Regions from separate parts of the Homo sapiens genome. Here all the other regions are linked to region 1. A link is a loop called in an ENCODE intact Hi-C map of the cell type or tissue named here. Cell type or tissue: GM12878. All regions are shown on one strand.

What was found. Peaks named below come from ENCODE experiments on the same cell type or tissue, not always from the same donor. Only the 100,000 strongest peaks of a DNase experiment are listed, where the experiment ranks them.
Region 2: a loop joins it to region 1, with 2.3 times the contacts of the local background. A loop is called at or near these places in 15 of 110 quality-filtered maps.
Region 3: it touches region 1 in a loop (4-fold over the local background); 4 of 110 quality-filtered maps call a loop at or near these places.

What each region holds. Positions count from the first base shown.
Region 1 is chr20:18,408,894-18,416,893 of GRCh38, reverse strand. It overlaps DZANK1 (double zinc ribbon and ankyrin repeat domains 1), which reads left to right. Exons shown (of 21, transcript NM_001367614.1): 11 at 1,445-1,567; 12 at 2,382-2,546; 13 at 4,041-4,248. Among named protein-coding and RNA genes, the nearest start is that of LINC00851, 34 kb to the right of the region's middle. RefSeq lists a silencer at 3,343-3,392 and an enhancer at 4,263-4,312. In GM12878, a CTCF peak has its summit at 3,505 (motif pointing left); DNase peaks (open chromatin) are centred at 3,613 and 4,153; H3K4me3 peaks cover 848 bases; H3K27ac peaks cover 1,436 bases.
Region 2 is chr20:18,628,580-18,636,579 of GRCh38, reverse strand. All of the region lies in intron 4 of DTD1 (D-aminoacyl-tRNA deacylase 1), which reads right to left. Among named protein-coding and RNA genes, the nearest start is that of DTD1, 45 kb to the right of the region's middle. In GM12878, a CTCF peak has its summit at 4,185 (motif pointing left); a DNase peak (open chromatin) is centred at 4,159.
Region 3 is chr20:19,579,876-19,587,875 of GRCh38, reverse strand. SLC24A3 (solute carrier family 24 member 3) reads right to left here. Exons shown (of 17, transcript NM_020689.4): 4 at 7,802-7,876; 5 at 2,821-2,905; 6 at 2,332-2,435. Among named protein-coding and RNA genes, the nearest start is that of RIN2, 170 kb to the left of the region's middle. RefSeq lists an enhancer at 4,100-4,601. In GM12878, a CTCF peak has its summit at 3,883; a DNase peak (open chromatin) is centred at 3,905; H3K27me3 peaks cover 226 bases.

The DNA of each region.
Region 1 (8,000 bases):
TCAGCAACCTTTATGCCAAAATCCTGTTTTAAGAATAGGATAATTGAAATGTAAGTTCTGAAGCAAAAGTTTGCAGAGAATTTCTCTTTGATTTACCTGAAGGAGTTTCCCTCTAATTGCACAGAAATGAAGGCAAGCGCACACAAAGAGGCCCTCTGTTCTCGGGTGTCTATGAATGCTGGGGGCTGATGTGGCCTCTCTTGAGTAGGTTTCTATTCTAGATAACAGAGCGGTCCCTGAAGCAAAACGGGATAGAGCTGGGCAGATAGAGTGAACTAAAATGTGTGTCTTTAGGGAAAAGTGCCCTTAGCAAATGTTTTCCCTGGTGTGCGTGTTCTTAGTATTGTGCCTGGCATATGTGGTAATACACATTCAGTTACCAATTGAATCAGTCATTCATTGACTCAGTAAAACCTTTTGAATGACTCCCATGTGCCAAGGTACCAGGACTGTCCTAGTGCGGGGAATAAAAGTGAAATTATAGTCCTTTCTCCTGAAGAAATCAGGGTCTAGTGGAAAGGAAGGTGGGACCGGAAGGAAGCTGGCCGGTGGAGCTTGGCCCTGTGCTAAGCATTCCTATCCACTTAACTGTGGGTAATCGTCTGAAACTCCCTACAGACCTGGGAGTAAGCTATTGTATTGAAGGGGCTGTATGGAGTCAGGGAGAGAAGCCAGGCTTTAGAGTCAGATGGCTCTAATCGTGCATCTCACCCTCTCTGTGTCCCCAAGCTCTCCCTCTGTAAGATGGGGACAATGACAGCACCCACCTCCCAGGTCTACAGTGGGACTGACGTGAGGGTGCAGGGCAGTGTGGGAATGGAGCCTGCACATGGTGGGTGGTCAGGTAGCAGCCACTGTGCTGTCACTCCCATTTGGGAAGTGAGCAAGTCTCCTACCAGGCAATAGTGAGGAAGCAACAGATTCAAATATAGGTTTACCTAACATAGTCCCAGGAATTCTCACAAAACAATTCTGCCTCTGTCCCCAATATAAAATAATTGTTCTCATGTGTCAAGAATGGGAAATGAAGTCACATTTTTCTATGGAAACCAAAACTCCAAAGGATAGAAGATAAGCCTCAATCATGACCGCTCAGGTAGCTTAGCTCTCTTCTTCCTTCATTAATATTGTTCTGTTAAATCAACAGTAGGGCTTGCTATCCCTGATATTAAAGATATTGAAAAATATTAAGATGTGCAAGGTACCAGTTTCATTGACTTTCTGTTATCTCCATGAAGGAATGTGAGCTCTATGTACTAATTTATTAATTGGTGAAACTCATCATAGCTGTACTCCTTTGGGAAAAAAACAAAACAAAACAAAACAAAAAAAACACTATTTCCGGGGCTCATCTTGTCTGGGAATTTTTTATCTTTTTTGAATTGGGAGGGGGATTAGAGAATATAGTACTGATCCTGCCTTTAAATGCCATTTCATTCACCAGTCGATGTGCAGTGGGGATAAAGCCCCTCCTCCGCCCACTCAGAAAGGGGGGACCATTTCCTGCTACAGATGTGGTCGCTGGAATCTCTGGGAGGCGTCCTTCTGCGGCTGGTGTGGAGCCATGGTGGGTATTTTAAAACTGAGATTCTGTATACTGAGCACCTCACCACTGGCCTGGAGAGAGCCAGGCACTTCTTCCATGGCCTTGCAGAAATCACTTCTTGTGATTTCGCTACTGGTACCTATAACCTAAGAATCTGGAGATAGAGATAATTAATTATCTTACACTGAGAGCCATCTCTGATGACTGTTTTGACTTGCATTTCTTTGAGGTTAAACCTTTTCACTCGTTTATTGACTACTGGCATTTTTTAAAATGAATTATGTCTGCCTGCCTTTATAATAAAACACTCAAGACTATGTATTTATTTAAGTATCGCATGCAAATAACAAAAAAGTTTTAGAGTGAAGGGTTAGTCTCCTCTCTCTCTAAGTCCCACAGTTCTCCTCTCAGAAGCAATTGCTCAGATCCAGTTCTTGAGATGTTCTTTCAGCTATTCAATGCATGTATAAGTAAACTGGTGCTATGAACACTGACCCAATTATTTTCACCTAGCAAGGTGTCTTGTTAGTAACCTCCTCATTCTTTTCAGTGACTTCATAATCCATTGTTTGTATGTATGTACTGTGTTATATTTAGACCATCCCTATTGCTGGACATGTGTGTTGTTTTCAGTGATTTCTTTTAAAACCACAGTGTTTTAGGGGTTGACCTGGAGTACACTTCTTTCTGTACTTGTCCATCTGTAGGATAAATTCTGGAAGGTAGAATGGCTGGGTCAGAGAGTCTGGGCATATGTTAATTTGTATGGTATGAGAATAATTTACATGAGGAAATTATAACTCTAATATTCATCAAGATATTTTCTATCCTCTAGCTCGGCATTCCTGCTGGCTGTTCTGTTTGCCCTAAATGTGGGGCCAGCAATCACCTGTCTGCCCGATTCTGTGGCTCCTGTGGTATTTGTGTGAAGTCCCTAGTGAAACTTAGCTTGGACAGAAGCCTGGCTCTAGCTGCTGAGGAACCTCGCCCTTTTTCTGAGGTGAGGCCTCCCCTGTAGTAAGAACTGGTACCCAGGAAGAGGCTGTAACTCTGAATGTGTGTGCTCCACCCTGTGAATCAACCCGGGGAAGAGACCCAAAACTTTTAGAACTTTCACATGGAATTTCAACTAGGTGTGTAAATAAATGCAGTCAATTTAGATTTTAATTGCATTTGCAAGGCCGTAGACATAATGCCACTTTAGTGGCTTTAAAATACATGAGACAGAATGCACTTCTCTTGAATTTCTTATGTAGCATTCTGAGAACTTTTCCTTCCCCTTTTTTATATTTTAGAAAGCTTAGGGTATATAAGATTGCTTTTGTAATTTATAACAGCTGGGCATAGTTTGAGGACAAATCTCACCAGGTTATTTTCAGAAGTACTTAAGCTCTAACAACTGGCTTTGTGTTAGATTTTTATAATTTTATACATTTCTCTAAGCTGGATAAAGACTTTCCATGTTTCTTCTTATCTCTTTATTATAAGAAGTTAAAGATTGATCATTATTAGAGGATACACTCAGCACTTTGTATGCAGTTTTAGGGAGTTCATGACCTTTTTTTTTTGAGACAGAGTCTCGCTGTGTTGCTCAGGCTGGAGTGCAATGGTGCAATTTTGGCTCACTGCAACCTCTGCCTCCCAGGTTCAAGCAATTCTTCTGCCTCAGTCTCCTGAGTAGCTAGGATTACAGGCCCGTGCCACCATGCCCGGCTAATTTTTGTATTTTTAGTAGAGATGGGGTTTCACCATGTTGGTCGGGCTGATCTCGAACTCCTTACCTCGTGATCCACCCACCGTGGCCTCCCAAAGTGCTGAGATTACAGGCATGAGCCACCATGCCCAGCCGTTCATGGCTTTCTTAACCCAGTTTGAAAGATTTAAATCCTAAACTGCCACTAGCCCTTATTCCTTTGTGCAAATGAAACAAAGGTGTTCTTTTCTCAAGACACTTGACTGCCATCTATTGGAAATTGCTTGTAATATACTGGTTTCTCTACTAGAAAAATTACCCTAATACATATGCAAATATATGATGTTCACCATATGAATGGTACTACTTTGAATGCAGTGACGTTGTGCAACGCACAACCTTTCATGGTAGTCCTCTCAGGTCCCCAGGTTTAGATGCAGGAAAGTATGTTAGAGAAAATGTTGGTGACCAGTGGCTGAGTGTGGATTAGTAGTGAAGTCTATGCTCTATTGGATTACAGAGCTGAAAAGGATAGATATCTTCCAGGCATCAAGCAGGCCGGCAAACACCCCTTGATTTGCTGACTTTTAGATAATAAATGGCTAATCCTGGATCAGGCTGGAAGTTGCTGAGAAAGACAGGAGCAAGGAAGATGAGGCAAAGGCTGGAAAACCCTATTAGTTCCAAGTACACTTTTCTTGAGATACTTTTTATTCTGATTAGAGTTGTTTTCTATAAGTAAAATGCAAGATTGATTAAATTATATTCTAATTTTAAAAATGTCTTCTGCCTCACGCATGGCCCCGATGTGCCTGGCAGTCCCTGAATATTCCTTTGCCCAGATCTGATGTTGGGACTAAGAGGGACATAGGAACACAGACTGTTGGCCTCTTCTACCCATCTGGCAAGCTGCTAGCAAAAAAGGAACAGGAACTAGCCTCTCAAAAGCAGAGGCAGGAGAAAATGAGTGACCATAAACCCCTCCTGACAGCCATCAGCCCAGGAAGAGGTAAGGGGGAGGATGCCCTTTCTTCTGGTCGGGAGGGAATTCACTCTTTCTGTGAAAGAACATTTCATTTTCTCTTCCTTTTAGATTTATTTGTATGTGTAAGAAGTAAGTTTCTTTCTTTTCCTCTTTTTCAAGTAATTTTCTTTGTATTGGAAAAAGAAGCTCTTCCTGTAAGCTCCTTCTTAAACTTTCAGTATTCTGATGTTTTAGCTCATAGCCCTGTAGTCTAGTTCCTCAGTCACATGGCGCATGTGGGTTTCTTTTGTCGTGACGGCATGTTGTTAGTGCACAGTGCTATTGCTATCTGCCATTATCCCTTTTTTTAATTGTAAAATTTAAATAACATAAAATTCACCATTTTGACTATTTTTAAGTCTATAATTTGGGCCAGTTGTGGTGACTCATGCCTGCAATCCCAGCACTTTGGGAGGCCAAGGCTGGAGGATCTCTTGAGTCTAGTCTGGCCAACAAAGTGAGACCCTGTCTCTACAATTTTTTTTTTAAAGCAGTCATTTGTGGTGGTGCATGCCTGTGGTCCCAGCTACATGCTTCAAATTTCATTTTGAAATTTAATCTCTATTGTGGTGGTATTAAGTGGCGGGACGTTTTGGAAATTGATCATGAGGATGGAGCCCTCATGAATAGATCAGTGCCTTATGAAAGGGCTGGAGGGAATGAGTTAAGGCCCCTTTTTGTCCTTTGGCCCTCCCTCCATGTGAGGACACAACGTTGCCCTCCTTTGGAGGATGCAGCAACGAGGCACCATTTTGGAAGCAGAGAGACCAGGCCCTCCCCAGACACCTAACCTGCAGGGACCTTTATTTTGGACTTCTAGCTTCCAGAATGTGAGAAATAAATTCCTGTTCTTTATAAATTACCCAGTCTCAAGTATTTTGTTTATAGCAGCACAAATGGACTAAGACAGTTTGCTAGTATTTTCTTGAAGACTTTTGTGTCTATATTTATAAGAGATATTAGTCTGCAGTTTTCTTCTTTCCTTCTACTGTCTGTCTGATTTTGGTATCAGGATAATGGTAGCCTTATAGAAACACTTCTTTTTTTTTGAAGTGGTTATGAAGAATTGGTATTAACTATTATTTAAATTTTGGTAAATTACCTGTGAAGCTATCTGGATCTGATGTTTGTCTAGTGGGCAATTCTGATTACTCTTTACTTTTTATAGGTCTGTTCAGATTTTCTATTTCTTGTTGAATCAGTTTTGGTAGTTTGTGTTTTTCCAGATATTTATCTATTTCATCTGATTAATTTATTAGCATACAGTTGTTTGTGATACTCTTTTATAATCTTTTTTATTTCAATAAAGTTGGTGATAACATCTCCTATTTCATTTCTAATTCTAGTAACTTGAGATGTCACTTTTTTTGGTCAATCTTACTAAAGGTTTATCAATTTCATTGATCTTTTCCAAGAACCAACTTTTGGTTTTATTGATTTTCTATTATTTTTATATTCTGTATTTCACTAAATTCCACTCTCATCATGATTTCCTTCTTTCTTCTTACTTTAAGTTGACTTTGCTCTTCTTTTCCTCGTTTAAGGTCAAAGATTAGGGTGATGATTTTGAGATCTTTCTTCAGAATGTGAACATTTGCTGCTATAAATTTCTGTTTGAGCTTTGCTTTCACTGCGTCCCATAAGTTTGGTGTACCTTCATTTTCTTTCTTTCTTTCTTTTGAGATAGGATCTCACTTTGTCACCCAGGCTGGAGTGCGGTGGCACAATCATGGCACACTGCAGCCTTGACCTCCTGGGTTCAAGTGATCCTCTTCCCTCAATCTACTGAGTAGCTGGGAGCACAGGCACAAGCCACCACACCTGGATAATTTTTAAACGTTTTTGTAGAGATGGGGTGACACTGTGTTGCCAGTGTTGCCGGTCTCAAACTCTAGGTGTCAAGGAAGCCTCCCACCTTAGCCTTCCAGAGTGCTAGGATTACAGGCATAAGCCCCTGTGTCCAGCACCATGAATCAGGGTTTTTTGTCCATTCTGACAATCCCTGTTTGTTTGTTTTTTAAATTGGATTGTTTCATCCATCTACATTTAATGTTATTATTGATAAAGTTGGACTTATCATTTTGCTTTTTGTTTTCCAAATGTTTCTAAATGCCTTTTTTGTTCCTCTGTTGCTCCTTTACTGCTTTCTTTTGCATTGCATATTTTCCAGTGTAACATTTTGATTTATTTAATGACTTTTTCACTACATACTTTGAGTTATTTCCTTAGTGGTTACTATAGGGTTTTCCTCATACATCTTAACAGACTATACTTCAAGTTTATACTAAATTAATTCCAATGAAATATATAAATTCTACCCCTATAATTCAATTCCCTCTTCCCAACTTTTGTGGCATTATTTTCTAATATAACATTATGTTTATGTTTACATATATGTTATAAACTCTCAAAACACTGTTACAATTATTAGTTATAACATGATGTCTTTTAAAAAAAGAACTATTATTTATGGCTTTTGTTATATTAGCCTTCTTTTCCCCCATTTATAGTTCTCTTAATTTATTCCTTTGGATTATTTCCTAAGCCCAATGAAGCTTTGCTCTTACTCACCTCCCTTTTTTTTTTTTTTTTTTTTTTGAGACGGAGTCTCGCTCTGCCACCCAGGCTGGAGTGCGGTGGCGTGATCCCGACTCACTGCAACCTCCGCCTCCTGGGTTCAAGCGATTCTCCTGCCTCAGCCTCCCAGATAATTTTTTGTGTTTTTAGTAGAGACAGGGTTTCACTGTGTTAGCCAGAATAGTCTCGATCGCCTGACCTCGTGATCCACCCGCCTTGGCCTCCCGAAGTGCTAGGATTACAGGCGTGAGCCACCACGCCTGGCCTCACCCACCTTCTTTGTGTTGTTATTGGTCAATATATCTTATTTCTATATGTTATAGGCCAAACTGTATAATTATATTCATATTCATATTGTTTTACATACTCTCTTTTTGAATCTGTTGAGAAGAAGGGAAAAGAAATATGCATTTATAATGTCTTTTATAATTACATAATTACCTTTACTGGTGGTGATGGTGGTGGTGGTGGTGTGTGTGTGTGTGTGTGTGTGTGTGTGTGTATTCATATTACTCTCTAGGGTCATGTGCTTTCAGCCTAAAGAACTTCATAAGTATTCTTATAAGGTAGATTTGCTAGCAATGAATTCTCTGTTTTTGTTAAACTCTACTAGCTATAAGATTCTTGCTTTACAGTTGTTTTCTTTGAACACTTTGAATACGTTGATCTACTGTCTTCTGGCCTCCGTTATTTCTGATGAGAGTTCTGCTGTTAATATACTGGGGATCCCTTGAACCTTAGGAATCACCTCTCTCTTGCTTCTTTCAAGATTCTCTTCTTGTCATATTCTTTCAACAGTTTGATAATGTGTCTCGCTGTGGATCTCTTTGGGTTTATCCTACTTGAAACTTGTTGAGCTTCTTTTTAAAAAATTTTTAAATTTTTTATTTAAAAAATTTTTGTGGGTACATAGTAGGTGTATATATTTATGGGGTACGTGAGATATTTTGGTAGAGCCATGCAATGCATAATAGTAACACTGATTGCATAAACAAACAAACTTGCAAAATGGAAACTAATAAAAACTCTAGATTTAATCCCCCCTGCTTTTTAACTTTTTGTTTTTTCTCTTTAGTGTTATTGTACTGTCTTAAAAAGTTGTAGTTATTATTTTTGATTGGTTCATAATTTAGTCTTTTTATTTAAGTCAAGAGAAGTTC
Region 2 (8,000 bases), 220 kb before region 1:
TCATCAGTCATTACAGACTACACCTATACTGCGGCAAGCTGGCAAACACCTCTGTGTAGATAAGGGTTTTATCTATGCCTGTAAAAAAAGTATAGCAAGTGCTGCATTTTTTAGAATTCTATCACTTCCAGATCTTTCATTCTCTCTCCATTACTAAAGCAAATGTTTCGGCAAGGTTTTCTGCAAAACACCACTGACTGGCAGAACATTTTTCTACAATTACCCGGGACTGTGAAGCTCCTGGTAAATCACTTAACAAGCTAAGAATTCCCAATTAAAATACTGAGTCTGTTTAACTAAATTATTGCTATGCACAATGTATAAATCCATGGAAGGAAAAACTCTACCTCTCTCCCTTCAGAATAAAAAGGATGCTGTTAATCTTTGGCAGGTCAAGTCAGCAAGGTAAGGAGTTCGTTTTTTTTTAACACACACACAAATGAGATTATAAGATTAAAATAACTAGGAATCTGCCCAAAACACATATACAGGAACAAACAAATAAAGCCCTTAAACCTTAAATGCACTACCCCATTAGTGTCCTGAGAGACTGGTTTAAAGCAAAACAGATATTTTGCTCTGGTTGGAGATTAGAAATGTCTTATGTGTCAATGGTAGAAAAGAAACAGATCCTAGTTTTTAATTTACCAGACATATTCCAGTAGAAGAGAAAAAAACTCTTTTCAATTTTTGCAATTTCCTTAACCTGTGCTATGGATTTAAGATGGTAAGGTGAAAGTCAATTGATTAATCAATTCATCAATGGGTCCCCAACAAAGAGACAGTCATGCCAGCCTTGTAAAGGCTTCTTTTTAAGCCCACTATGAGCTGACTTAGGACAACCATCTATTTGGAAACAAATTAAAGTGATAAAAGTGATCCCTTACAGCTCTCCACCAGGAAGAAAAACATCTACTAAGCTCCCACCCTTTCATACCAAATATTCATGCAATAGGCAGGCATTCCCCCAGGCACTGACAAGGACTCAGGATAAATTCTGACTGTGCAGAGCAGTGGGCTGGGCTGAGTGAGGTCAGGAGCTCCACCATCTCTACACCCAACTCACTCCCCAGAGGGCTGAGCTGATCTCATAATTCATGGAAAGCAGGTGCTCAGACAGAAAGGATCAGAAATCCAGGTGATTCCATGTGTGGTGAGAGGTCTGGCCAGGTGGCGCCCTAGCCCTGGTAGGAGGCCTTCCATGTGGCAGCCTACGTCCCAGAAGTCAGCGTCACTGACAAAGACTGCACAACAGCAACAACTCTGTAATGAGGACGCTTTGCTGAGTTCCCACTTCTGTTTTGGTGATACTTCAGCATAAACAAAGCTGGACCCTCAGTCAGCGTTTGTTCAATAAATTAATATGACAAAATGAACTAATATTTCTGGAGTAATTGACAAGATCTGGCTACCATCTTGGCAACCAGACTTTAAAACATACTCCTGCAGCAAGTCAACAACTCGAGCTTGGTTCAGGCCATGTGAACACTGAAGCTGAAACCAACCACAATTAGGGAGCTAGAATCTAGAATTCAAGCCTAAAAACAGAGTGAAAAGGAGTACATTTAAATAACTGTTCTTCCATGAAGAGATGCAAAGTTATTAGCAACAACATAATTCTTCCTTATATTCAGAGTACTTCTCATTTGATTTGTCCCCCAAACTGAAATATGCAGCAAGTGAGAGCTCCCCTCTGTGCACCTGTGATGGGGCCACCTGGTAGAAGCAAGCCACCTGTGTGCTCATGTGTCCTTCATTTCACCTCTGGATTCCACAGCAGGTAATCAAAAGGCTGCCCCTGTCACTGGAAGTATAAATAAATAAAACCAAATGTAATTCTTTTCCCCCACACCCCCTTACCCTACATATTTCTTTCAGATCCTACAAAAGCCATGAATGTCTCAATCTTGACATTCCAAGGTCCAGGCTCAGGGATTAATGCTTGCTGATAAGACAAGTATACAGAGAAAATTATGGACAGAGCAACGGTGATACTCAGAGGAGCGTAAAATTAATAGCTCCGTAAAATTGAAGGCACCGTGTTTCGCTAGCCAACTCATCCCAGTGATTTGTCAATAAACACGTCCGTTAACTCAAACATGTATACTTGAAAGTTCATTTTTTTAGCTCCTTCCAGCATTTCAATTTAATGAGGGCTTCGATGGCACTAAATAAATGAGAATGTAAATAATTAATGGCAACACTATGAACTAAGTGGGCCCTAGGCCCCAGGGAAGAGTCCTTCAATTACCAATGGCCCTTCTCACCAGGAAAAACCTCCATCTGCCCCCCAATCCATGTGAGGCTCAGGAAAACAAGCCCTACGCAGAGAAAGAGCACTTAAGATTAAAACAAGACAAGAATAAGCTTCTATCACAGAAATGGCAGGCTAGGGTGTTAAAATCTCCCAATATCTAGCCACCAATGGAAGAGCTCATGCACCAGCAATCATGCACTAGGTAATAATAAGCAGGATGTTCCTACCAGAATCGTGTTCTCCTGCAAAAAATGCACCAGGCAAAACAGCAGTCAGTTGGTTCTGCTGCTGCTTCCATGTCCTGTTCCCTTTGGAAATATGTCATTTGGAGCAAGAATGTAATGCTCTCCTTCCAACTTATCACTGCCAGGACATAGCATGAAACCCACGCAGCAGCCTATAATGTGATGGGTATGCTGCATGGAAAGCATGCAGATGCTGCAGCAGCCAGTTCTGCAAACAAGCAGCGGTCCAGTTAGAAAGGCAAACTGCTGGTTACCTTTACCAGCTCAGTCTTCACCAGCAGTAGCTGCATCACATAAGTAGAGCTCTGAGATTCTTGAAAATAAGAATCTACCCTTATTTGAAGTAGAAATTTGAAAACAATAATTGGGAATCCCTTCTACTTTCCATATCCTTAAAGGTCAGCTAAAACCTCCGGTCCCCTGGGAGGCCCACTCGGCTGAGAGGCAACAGCAGTGACAATGGCCTTCTCTGAACTCAGGACATTCATAGACACCACAGCCCACCAGCTGTGAGCACCACTGCTAAACAAACACCACCCCTCCCACCCACACACACCTCCCTGGACAGGGCAGTGAACAACACTCAGGGAGCTTGAGTTTTATGAGTGGTGTGGACCATGATAGCAGATGGTGTGAAGTCTGTGAAATACACCATCAGAGCAACAGGGCAGAGTAGAGTAGCCGAAGGGGCTTCCTGGGAACTGTGGGGGTCAGAGATTCTTGGAGAAGGAGGGGGAGACCCTGGAATTGAGACAAGAGCTCCGAGGTAGGAAAGAGCTTGACCCTCTTCTCAGCAAGGGAGAGGAGGCAACAGCAGATGCAGTAGGTGAAGCATAGGGATGGAGGGAAAGACAGCCACAGAGCAGGCAAGAAAGGGCCACGGACGCCTGGTCACTTAGGCCTTGGCAAATGACAGCAAGGAATGCAAGGCTTCAGCAAAATGCACTTGGAAGGCACTGAAGAGTTCTAAGGAGGAGCACAAACTGAATGGTCTTGTAACCTTTCCTAAGTTGTCTTATGCTGTCCACCTCTTTCACTGTCATTAACCTTTCAGGTTTATGTTGCCCAAAATCTATCCCCGGCTGCACAGGCTGGGCAGCAGCAGTTCCTTCTCTTCCTCACAGTGCCTAGCACACCATCAAATACCAAAACGACACTTGGTGCTTACATACATACACAAATGCATGCACACATACCCACATGCACATGCACATGGGCACACACATCACATATACACACACACATACACACACATACACATATGCACACATACCCATGCACACATATACATCCATATACACACACACATCATCCATTTGTTCAGATAGTTTAAAGAACTTATTTATATTTTAAAAGAACCTGCTAAAAGAATCATTTTTCTATAACGTTGAAATTTGCCAAAAGAACCATTTTTCTTTAATGTAATTGTAGCAGTTTTCATTACTGATTGGAATATAATGGAAAAATAAAACACTGAGAATTAAAAGCTTAATTGATAGAAACACGTGTTTATCTATCAGTAAAAAGAATTTGGCTGTGCTCCTCCTATCAACACAAAAGCAAGCAAATTAGCTATTTGCTCCAAGAGGAAACTCCTTCTAATTCAGAAGAAAAGGCAGAGAGAGGCCCCAGGCACAGGCCAGCACCAACCTAACACAGGCCGCTTCTGCGCCTACCCACCGCCACCTACTGGAGAGCTAGGGGCAGAGCGCAGTGCAATGTTCAGGGTCTGAGGCTTCTGGGGGCCAGGAAACTGGTCCATGTAAATGAAGTTGATGCAAGACAATTTGTGTATTTGAGGAGAAAACTCCTAAAGGATTCAGAAATAACTAAAAGTCTTTTTTAATCCTTATAAGTTAACATGGCTCGTTAGAAGTTTAAAAAATGCCTACTTGAGGATTTTTTGATTTGGGGAGAGGGATTTATTGTATAAGGTGTACAGCATGATGCTCTGATCTACATACACATAGTGAAGTGATTACTACAGTCAAGTAAATTACATGTCCAGCATCTCACACAGTTACCGTCCTTTATTCTGTGTGTGCTGAGAATTCCTAAATCTACTCCCAGTGCACAATATGATACTGCACTCCTTATGGTGTACATTAGATCTTGAGACTTACTCACCCAAAATAACTGCATCTTTGTACCCTTTGACCTAAACAAGAAGAGGGTACTGGTTGAAAGAAAGGTGAAGATTCTAAAGGCAAAATGTACTATTCTACCATTTCCAGAAAAATATTTAGAATGAAAAAAAGACTAAAATTTTTCTCCAAATAGAGTTAAAGCAGAATAATAACTAAAAACTATGGAATAATGATCAAATAAAACCAGAGGGAGTAGCCAGAGGCAAGACAAAAACCCAGAGAGAATGACGTCCTGGGAAACAAGGCTCCAGCCATTTCCAGGGGCAAAAGTGGGCAGCAGTGGCAAGAAAAGTGTTCTGAAAAATGGGCATGAAATAAAGCAATGTGAGGTCACTGGGGCCCTCGGTGAGAACCTTTACAGACCCAAGGACACTGTGGCAGAGCAGAAGGGAGGAAATGGAAGCATTTCTCAATTGGAGACATTTGGGCATATTTAAAACCCAATGGGATAAGATGGATGACTGTGAGAGGCAGACAGAACCAACAAGAGGACAGAGGCTTCCAGGAAGCTGCTGAGGAGGTGGAAGGGAAGGGCTCCAAAGCCCAGGTCAGTCTAGACCCACAGCCGAGCAGTCACACAGGCCCCATCTTCAGAGGGGCCCCACCTTTCGTTTTATGCTCTATGTCACCACCTTGAAATTTGTAATATTTTTTGAACAAGGGGCCCCACATTTTCATTTTACACTGGGCCTCTCAAATTATGTAGCTGGTCCTGGCCCCAGGGAGAGGCTGGACTCAGCCCAGGAAAGGGTAGCTCTGCTACCACGGTGGCAGAAGGGGGATAGAGAAGCAGAGTCAATGCCATCTGCTGGCTTCTTTCCCTGCAAAGCTGAGAGAGAGCTGTCTGCTGTGAATGAGCCAGAGGACAGACAAGGGGAAAGAGGTTAGCACTTCATCTAACATGGAGGTATCTGGTAGACTTCACCTGAACCAAGTAATAAGGCTGGTATCACAGGTAACAAGACAAATCAATACCACATACCTCCTGGTAGGATGCACTATGAAGGGCACAAGATCACTTCTGTGCTATTTCCTATTCCTGTCAACATGTATTACCTCAATATAATCATAGAAAACCCAAAGTGAGAAACATTCTACAAAACAGTAGACTAGTACTCTTGAAAAGTATCAATGTCACAAAAGACAAGGAAAGGCTGAGGAACTGTCACAGATTGGAGAAGACTAAGCAGAAATGACAACTAAATGCCGTGTGGAATCCTGCATTATCCCGGAGCAGAAAAAAGACATTTAAAAAACCTAGTGAACTTTGGCTGGGCGCGGTAGTTCACACCTGTAATCCCAGCACTTTGGGAGGCCGAGGCGGGTGGATCACCAGGGCAGGAGATCGAGACCATCCTGGCTAACATGGTAAAACCCCGTCTCTACTAAAAAAATACAAAAAAATTAGCCGGGCATGGTGGCACGTGCCTATAGTCCCAGCTACTTGGGAGGCTTAGGCCGAAGAATGGCATGAACCCGGGAGGTGGAGCTTGCAATGAACGGAGATCGCGCCACTGCACTCCAGCCTGGGAGACAGAGCGAGAATCCGTCTGAAAAACAAACAAACAAACAAAAAACCTAGTGAACTTCAAATAAGGTTTGTAATATAGTTAATATAATAGTACTATATCAACATTAATTTCAAAGTCTTGGTCATTGTACTATGGTTATGTAGACATTGAAACTAGAGGCAGTTGGGTTAAAAAGTATATGGAAACTCTGTTTTTTCAACTTTTCTGTAAGTCTCAAATTATTTCACAATAAAAAGCTTACATTTTCATGTGGACTTTTCATTTGTGATTTTTTTAATGTCATTAGTCATTCCAAGACCCTCAGTTACTACCACTGAAGTCTAGCCTACTACATCAGACATGTTCCTCAATACAAAAAGAGTCAGAAACTGCTATGGTTTGGATTTGTGTCCCCACCCAAATCTCATGTTGAATTGGAATCCCCAGCATTGGAGGAGGGGCCTGGTGGGAGGTGACTGGATCATGGGGGTAGACTTCCCCCTTGCTGTTCTCGTGACAGTGAGTTCTCATGAGATCTGGTTGTTTAAAAATGTGTAGTACATCCCCCTGCTTTCTCTTATTTCTGCTCTGGCCATGTGAAGATGTGCCTGCTTCCCCTTCACCTTCCACCATGATTGTAAGTTTCCTGAGGCCTCTGCAGCCATCCTTCCTGCACAGCCTGCAGAACTGTGAGCCAATTAAACCTCTTTTTTTTAATAAATTACCCTGTCTCAGGTATTTCTTTATAGCAGTATGAGAATAAACTAATACAGAAACAAAAAAGAAAGATTATGTTCCACTTTAAAAATCTGGCTTTGGCCAGGCATGGTGACTCTTGCCTGTAATCTCAGCACTTTGGGAGGCTGAGGCCCTAGGTGGATCAGTTGAGCCCAGGAGTTCAAGACCACCCTGGGCAACATGGTAAAACTCCCTCTCTACACAAATTCAAAAATTAGCCCAGCATGGTAGCGTATGCCTGTAGTCCCAGCTACTTAGGAGGCTGAGGTAGGAGGATCACTTGAGCCTGGGAGGTCGAGGCTGGAGTGAGCCATGATCGCACCACTGCACTCCAGCCTGGGTGACAGAGCAAGACCCTGTCTCAAAAAAAAAAAAAAAAAAAAAAGGCCGAGCACAGTGGGATTACACCTGTAATCCCAGCACTTTGGGAGGCCGTGGCAGGCAGATCACCTGAGGTCAGGAGTTTGAGACCAGCCTGACCAACATGGAGAAACCCCGTCTCTACTAAAAATACAAAATTAGCAGGGTATGGTGGTGGGCGCCTGTAATCCCAGCTATTCGAGAGGCTGAGGCAGGAGAATTGCTTGAACCCAGGAGGCGGAGGTTGCGGTGAGCCAAGATGGCGCCATTGTGCTCCAGCCTGGGCAACAAGAGCGAGACTCCATCTCAAAAAAAAAAAAAAAAAAAAAAAAATCAGGCTTTGAACAGGTTGCCCAGCTTCACGTTTCTATCACGCTGTCCCCTTACTGCCGCATCACTGGCCATCACAGCATGCTAGCAAGGGAGGGAGACTGGGAAGGAAGAATGGAAATGTTTGCTCAGTCCTTCTTCCTCTGCCTGCCAGGCCCTACGTGTCTCTATCCAGTGAGTGTGTTAATTAAGCCTTTACAAGTATGCTAAGCATCTATGAGACCACGCGGGTTCCAAGGACTATTACACATTTCCTTTCTCTATTTTAATTAACTTTTATTTCATGAGAGCTTACAAATTGGCAGCAAATCCAGGTCAGACACTGCTTTAGAAAAATGGAGATTTACAGCAAACCTTGGGGGGCACATCTATCCACACCTGGGACCAAACCCAATTCAGGTAACCATTCGGA
Region 3 (8,000 bases), 1.2 Mb before region 1:
TCTAACTGAGACTGACTTACCATGTAGAGCAGGTCTATTAATGCTGAACATGCTACAATTCATCTTGATGGCAACACTAGGAAGTAGGTGTGCTTGTACCCACTCTATAGATGAGAAAAATGAGGCTTTGAGAACATAAGTAACTTCTCCAGGGTTCCACAGCCAGAAAATGGCAGAATCAGGATTTAAACCCAGACCCGTCTGATTCCCCAGCCCATGTTCTTCCCAAAACATAATTTTGCTTCCTCTGCAAAGACTTGAAGGATCCTACAAAACCCTGAGCTGGATGGCCTTGAAAATCTCCAGTTTGGCACATGACAGGAAAGTCAGAAGGAAAGGTTGGCATCCAGAGTCATCGCGTGGACTGTGGACTGCTTCTCCCAACAGTCATGGTTGTTACTTCTGTCCATGGCTACAGGGTTGTGAGGTGAGCCAGCAAAGACCTTCTGGGGTGAGTCAAGGGACAGACACCAGCATTTTTTGGAGTTCAGGGAGCCCTTTGCCTTTGATGCAGGTGTTCCAACCAAGCTGGGATGAACCGCGTTACTAATGAGTGATGAGCCACACATGCATCCAAGCCATTTCATAAGTAATTAGTTGTGTGGCACTGACTAGATGCTCCCCAGTCATTTGTTTCATTTCTCTACATTATCTCTCTTCCTTTGGGCTTGCTTGTGAATCAAGCTTCAGGTACAAATGATGAATGAACTAATGACAACACTAATAACAGCCAGACTAATAACCATACTGCTGATGGTGACAATGCCAATTAGGAGAGTGCTAACAGCGACAGACTCTTCTGCTGGGTGCAACTGTTCATCTGTGGAAGGCCACAAGCAGGTGTCCAAGGCAAAGGAGAGCCAGGGAAGTGCAAATAGCACCAAAGGCAAAGGCAGAGACTCATTTTTTAAAAAAATACTAACTACATTTATGGGAGATTTAAAAAGCACATATTGTGGGTACACAAAATCTAAGACATGAGCTCATTGACTGAGAGGATGAGAAGAGGGAAATCATTCAGTCTAAGGAGCTGAGCAGAGCTCAGTCACCATGTACTGGGAGCCCCTTTTCCAGATAGAAGGGACCCATCCACCTGTGGGCCCTGGAGCTGAATCCCGATGAGATCCAGGTGTCCCTCTGCGTGTCACCTGAAGGCAACTGACACACCAGGCAATCCAGACAAATCAATAGGCACGAAGATGACGGAAGTAAAAATGGGCAGTGGAGAATGCAATGGTGGACCCGGGGTATCCTGCATGGAGACCCTCGAGTCTACATCAGTGGAACGGGCAGCATGGGGTGCCCCTTGCCGCTGCTGTGGGGTGAGGGCCCTGGCAAAGGGTAGGGGGAAGGCTGCCCCGGGGCTTTCCTTAGCCCCCTGACCCAATCAGCCACTTCTAGGAGAACAGTGCACTGTTCATATCAAGGCTGCTGATCAAGTGGTTAGGATCAGCAGGTTCCTTGATATTGTAAGTGGAGTAGCCTCCATGAGCTTTTAGAAGTGCCTTTTACTAGAAGATACACAAAGTTGTGGGTATTTGGGCAGAGATCTCAGGGTTGTGTTGTTTCTGAATAAAATCCCTATGAAGAAATTTAGGATATCAGAGTTGGCAAAACAGTTGCAAACCCTGCAAACAAACCTCCAGGTGCTGCTGCAGTGTAGGCTTGTCGCCCAGAGCCTCCCACGCAGTGGCTTCTGAGCACCTTCCCCAGACTTTCCAAAACAGACGCCAGTATTCATAAAGAACTCAGATAGCAGGACACCACCTGGAAGTGGCATCAACTCCATAGGTAAACTGCAGGCTTGCTAAGCCCTTCATAACCCCAAAGGCACGTTATAATAGAGAAATGAAATGCTCTACCACAGTCAAAAAAGGTTAGGCTGTGTCCTAAACCGTGATGACTGCATGTTTTGTTTAGCAGATTCTCATGTATTCTCATTGTGTTTAGCAGATTCTCATGTATTCTATTTCCAATGAGCAAAAATCATACCTAAAATTGTTTTAGGCCATTCTAGTTCAGATCAGTAACATACCAAAATGAATGTGGAACCCTTCAGATTGTAACCCACATCTTTCAGTCTGGTTAATTATTTATGTGGACCTGAGCATTCTATATTCCATCAACATGGAGACCAAGTAATGGTGGATTACCAGTTTCCACTTCTAGCTGGGCCAGCCTCCTGGGATGTGAGGTCCCAAATCACTGCTGCCCAAACCACTGGGCCCTAATGCAAGTTGTGTTCCAGCAAGACAGTCTCCTGCCTAAACTCCATGCCTCCCCTTTCCCCAATGTCACATTTTGCCATCACAAAGAAGCCGCCAGTCTTACCTGCCCAGCAAAGAGCCCACAGACACCAATGATGCACAGGATGTTGAATACCGCTGAGCCCACGATGGTGCCAACTCCCACATCGCCTTTGGTGATGAAGACCCCTGAAACACAGATCCCACATCAGCCTGGCTGTTGTGGCCCTGTTGCATTCCAAGGTGGGCATGGGGAACCTTTCATAAGCATTAGATTGTTCTCAGAATCTACAGGAAACAGCTGAGGGGTGGAGAGAGCTTTCTAATCTACAGAGGGATGATAGCTGCACAGGAGTGTGATGGGCTTGGGGTCTGGGACAAGTTCATGCACAGTAAAAGCATCACTTAAATAAAACAACAACGGCAGATGGGAGGCTGATGTTCTACTCATTGGGGTCCCTGGATTATCATTTTCTATGAGTGGCAGACAATCTCGGTCTGGGGGCCATCCATTCCCAGAGCCCTTTTCCTTCAGACAGTGAAGGTCTGAGATGTCCCTCAGTCTGTCACCTACCTATGACCGATGTGAACAGCTCTGGGGCCGAACTTCCCGCTGCCATGAATGTGGCCCCAGCCACATCTTCACTGAGGTGCAGGCGCTACAGAGGAGCAAAGACAAAGCACAGGTGAGTTGGGATTCCATCTCGGAAGAGAGGTGACTGTGACACCCGAGAGTCCAAGCCCTGAGAAGCAAAGACTGGGGCTTCAGCGAGAGTAGGACCGATGGGACCTGGGGCTGGTACTTAGTCCCTCTCAGCCTCCTTCTCCTTCTCACAGAGCGCAGCCACTGCTGCCGATCCCCTGCTGAGTCAGAGCTCCTCTCAATGTCCTCCTTAAGGGACAGGTTTGGGGAGGGAACTACATGTCCTTATGAGCTAAAGGCTCTTGGGAAGATCTAGGGGTCTTCAACCCAATTCCCGCAGGGGCTGTGCAGATGACAGTCAGGAGTGGAGTGGGCCCATGGGAGGCCACAGCAGGCGGTAGGTCTGAGGCTATGGTGGGGGCATTCACCTCTTTCTATGGGCAGCATTGCCCAGTTCCCTCAGTGTGGCCAGATATTCTGATTTTTAAGAGATGCCAATAATCCAACCTTTTATGCAAAACTTCCTGATTTTTGTGATACTATGCTGATCTCAGGCTAAATGACGCTCATGGTAACCAGTTTGTGAGTCTTTAGGAGGTTATGGAGGCATGTTGGGGTGTGGATGTGGGGATCACCCTCCTGAAACCCACTCCCCTTCCTTGAGGCATTCTGGAAACCCCGGGATCAGAGAGTGGGAGTGGGGGCTTAAGGCTGAAAAGAAGGTAATGAGGCATCAGCCCTGCCAAGACGGGGTTTATACAATGAGCTCTCCAGGTTACTCTGTTTGTTAAACCAAAAGGTGATTTACAAGAAGACAAGGCAATTATACATTAGAGGCTGGTAACCAGATTTTGCATTTCTGCATTCAGTCATGACCCAGAAAGTATGCTGCTGGCTGCCAGTGAATAGCCAGTTCCCTCCTGGCAGTCAAGCTTGAGTGACATCCTTCTCTTCCCAGTGGCACCTACAGCTGCACTTCCTTGCTCAGCCAGAGAGGGGCGGTGTGGCCCTGATGTAGGTCACTGGCCTCCATTGAGTGACCCACAATAGTCTGCAGGAGAAGCCCTAACTGAGGATTTTGATCTAGGATCCTGGGTCGCTTCGCTGTCGGCTGGACAGCGAAGCTTCACATGGGATGCCGAGCAGATCCTAAGATGGAGGCGCAGATAGCGCAAAGTTGCAAGGTGTGGCTGTGAGGGGTGCCCAAGCACTCCTGTCCCATGGAGCTAAGAGTCTGTGAGTGAGGTAGCCTGACACAGCTCGCAGCTCCCTGTATGGTTTGCCGAGACCTGCCAGGAGGCGGGAGCCATGTGTTGCTGTGGTTCTGTCCTGCTGGGGTATTAGTTGTGGCATCCAAACCTTGGGTTCATGTCCGTTTCCCCTCTCTCCTTCATCCAGCCAGTTTGTTTCTTCCTCTGTATCTTCTTATACCCCTCCATCATCCCCAGTTCACTTCAGCCCTGGCAATATCTCACAGGACTCTAGTCTTCTTGACTCTGGACTCCTATCTACCATGACAGAGCCCTGAAAAGCCCTCCCCAGCTCCCTCCAGAGCTTGGAATAATTCCTAACGCCCAGCCTGGCTTGCAGGGCTCCCTGTATGCTGGTGCAAAACCCCATCTTGGTTTTGCGGCTCACACATTCTCTCACCAAATACCCTTCCTCAAAATACTTGGCCACTGACACCTTCCCTCTAAGGGCTGTTCTAATCCTGCCCCTTGCACAAGCCCTTTCCTGATCTCCTCCCAACTCTGTCCCTCGCAGCGTCAATCTCTCCTTCCCCCACTCTCTCTCTGCACTTCTGCACTTGCCAATTCCCCGCCACTTCCTCCAGCCCCCTGTGGATATTACCCTGGAGCTGCTCTGCAGCTAGGAGCCCTGGGATGGGATGGGACATGCTGTGTGTGATCTAGTTTCCTCCCAGCCCCTGGCATAGAGCTTGGTCCAGGCAGAGCCCAGCTTAGTGCTGACGTCAGAGGGGTGAGTAGTGTTCCAGACCTATTGTCACATCCTCCGCTGCTCAAATGTCCCACTGCTGTCCTGGAAGCCTCCACATGGGTCCCAAAGCCTCCCACCCTCCCCATCCGACTTCACCTTTCCTAGACAAGCCTCTGCTCGGCCAGGCCTGCCACCTCATGGTCCTTGGGGATGCCAGGCCCTTCCACTCGCTGCGCTTTGGTTCATGTTCACTCTTCTTCCTGAAATGCCTCTCTCCCTTCCCGCCTCAGTGCAGCTGAGGCTGTCTACTGTGGCTTATAGGATTTCTCTAAACTCTGGAGACCCTCTCTGCACGTTCTGCAATGGTATCTCTGGACTGTTCAAAATCTAGGGGCTGTCATTTCACACAAGGAGAAAGTAAGGTCCAGACAGGGGAAGGGGCTGGCATGGAGCAGGTGCTTTGTAAGCACCAGGGCCTGCCTGACCCCAGTTTCGGATCCTGGATCATTGCCTTTATCTCCTTCTCTTTCTCCCATTTTCTTTTCTTTGCCTTTTCCTGAACCCCACATTTTTCTGCTTTTAACTTTAAAGTATTTGAGACTGAGCGAGAATCTGCCCTGACCTCCAAGCAATGATTCGTTGCACAGTGTGGATTTCTCTCCCCACTCATCTTTCACAAAAGCTGGAAACGACAACCTTCTGTGTTTTTCTGCCCCACTCCCAGTTTTAGTCTACGAGTAACCATGAAACACAGAGTATCGAATCATTAAAAGGTGATTAAGGAAAGCACAGGCAGTAAACAGAATCCAGGGCCGAGAGGCCCTCCAGGCCACTGCTGGTGGACCCACGTCATGATCCTCTCATCTTGTGAGAAAGTGTAACTCCAGGGAGAACTGATTCCACGTCTCTTAGAAGATGTAAACATGTCAGGATCTCTAAATATATGTGAGCTCTGACCTCAGCCCACCCATCATTCACAGACATAATGTTTCCCCAGCAATTAAGGTTGTTTAAGGTCCATGGAGCCAACATTGTCTTTCCAGGAGACAGGCACGGGGCACCCACTCTTGTTATATGAATCTTGCTTATAAGACCAGATTTGGGGTGGGAGCAGGGAGAGCCCAGGAAAATGTGGTTGCTCTTCTGTGCCCACTCCTCCAGTATCGCTGTGGGTCTGGGCAGTGCAGCCAGTTCTAACACCACCATGACCTGGTCCAGGCTCGTCTCTGGATGGAGTAGAGAAAAGCCTGAAGACTTGGAAATCAGGCTGACTTGGGCTCAAATAGTGACTCTATCCCTTGACCCAGGGCAAGTTGCTCAGCTTCTCTAAGCTCTGGTTTCCTTGTTTGTAAAGAGGGGATAATATCAGTCACCTGGCAGAATTCTTGAGATGATTAAAGACAGGTAGACATAGTCACACCACACTGTTTAGCGACTGAACCATATCAGGGACCTAGTAAAATAACACCTCACCCTCCTTAAACATTTTCTTTCCTTTTCCTCTCCTTATAACTTTTTTGTTAAAAGACTCACACCTGCCCTCTTTTCCTGCCATTTTCTGGCTCTTTGATTGCCTCTCCCTACAAGGGCATGGGTATTCACAGGTTCTGTGTCCTCAACTGAGTAGAACACATGCTGACAACTGTACTGACATTTCCAGAATATAATTTTGATATTCACACCAAAAAAATTGCATGGGAAAGAGAGAGAGTTGTTTTGCTCTGCATGAATAATAAAACACCCAATAGTGGTATTTCAGAGATCACAGAGGACTCCAGTTACAGGTGAGGAACACCTCCTCCCCTTCGACATAAGGTGACCCCACTCTCAGGTGGAATTCCTCAGACAAAGGGCTTCCACACCTGCCCACTGTGCATTTCAGATGCCACCTCAATTACTCTGTGCTACTGTGGAAGAGAACACCTCCTGTGGCTCTCTAAATATTGTTATTGTGGGACACTTTTTATTTATTTAAGTATCCAACACTAACTTCCAGGATGTAGAAGACACTGCTTAGGGTATGTGGTTCTCTAAGTCTGTGGTTCCTGGACTAGGCAGCAGCCTCAGCATCACCTGAAAAACGTATTAGAAATGCAAATTCTACCCCCTCCCACTCTCCCAAGACCTACTGGATCAGGTACTCAGGGGAGAGAGAAGGAAAGGGAAGACACAACCAGTTTTGAGAACTACTGGCATAAAGAAACCGAGTTCTCGACAGATGTGTCTGGGGGAGATGCCTTCTGGAAACAGGGATTCTGAATTAAAATATAAACCGATAAATATAAATAAATAAATAAAATGGAAAGCTTTCAGATAAAGGAAGCTACATTTCCAAACAGACAGAGATGAAAGAGGCAAGAGAATGAAAGAGTTCTAGATCTGCTGAATATTTTTTGATGAAAGGGGTTTAACTTGCTGTTCAGCCTGGCATGCACTATGATGATTTCTAACAGGGACACTTTCCTGATCTCCGTGGCCAATTCTTTCATCTCAGTGCTTCCGCTTGGAGCATTTCTGTACATATACAGAGAGAGGAAGCATGGCAGAGGTATGCGGTTGGAGGTTTTTAATCCTGCGAGGATGCCATGGATATCAAAGGAGAGTTATGGAGGCAGAAGGAAACACAGGAGAGAGAGGTGGAGGAAGTAACAGAAAGGAAGAGTGAGTTTAAAAGGAAAAGAAAATGGGGAAGGAAAACACAAATAGTACCATTAGTTAGGTCTAAATGGAGTTGGGGAGGTTGGTCCTGTGGGTTTTCGTCTGATTATTGATCAGAGTCATGAAATGCTCAGTAGACCGATGACACTTTTGTGCTAATATTGCCCATTGCTCTCAAACATGGTGATGCCTGGTGTTCCCGCTGCAGCTGCCCTGCGAGGGCTCCCCAGGACTTTGGTGAGGAGGCTGGAACAGTACAGGGCACAGGTCCAGTCCCCAGTCTGGCTCACACATACCAAGAATGTGAGGCACGTACCTCACAGATCTTTTCCAAGGAAGGGACGAAGAAGTCATCACACACAATGGCCAGCGCATAGAACATGTATATGGCCTGGAAGAGAGGAGATAAAAGGGGTTAAAGTTAGAGTGAGGCAGAGCCAGGAAGATGAACGTCCAGCCACCTTCTGCTTTGATAATGTCTTCTGTCATCATGAATTCAACACCTTAAATACCAA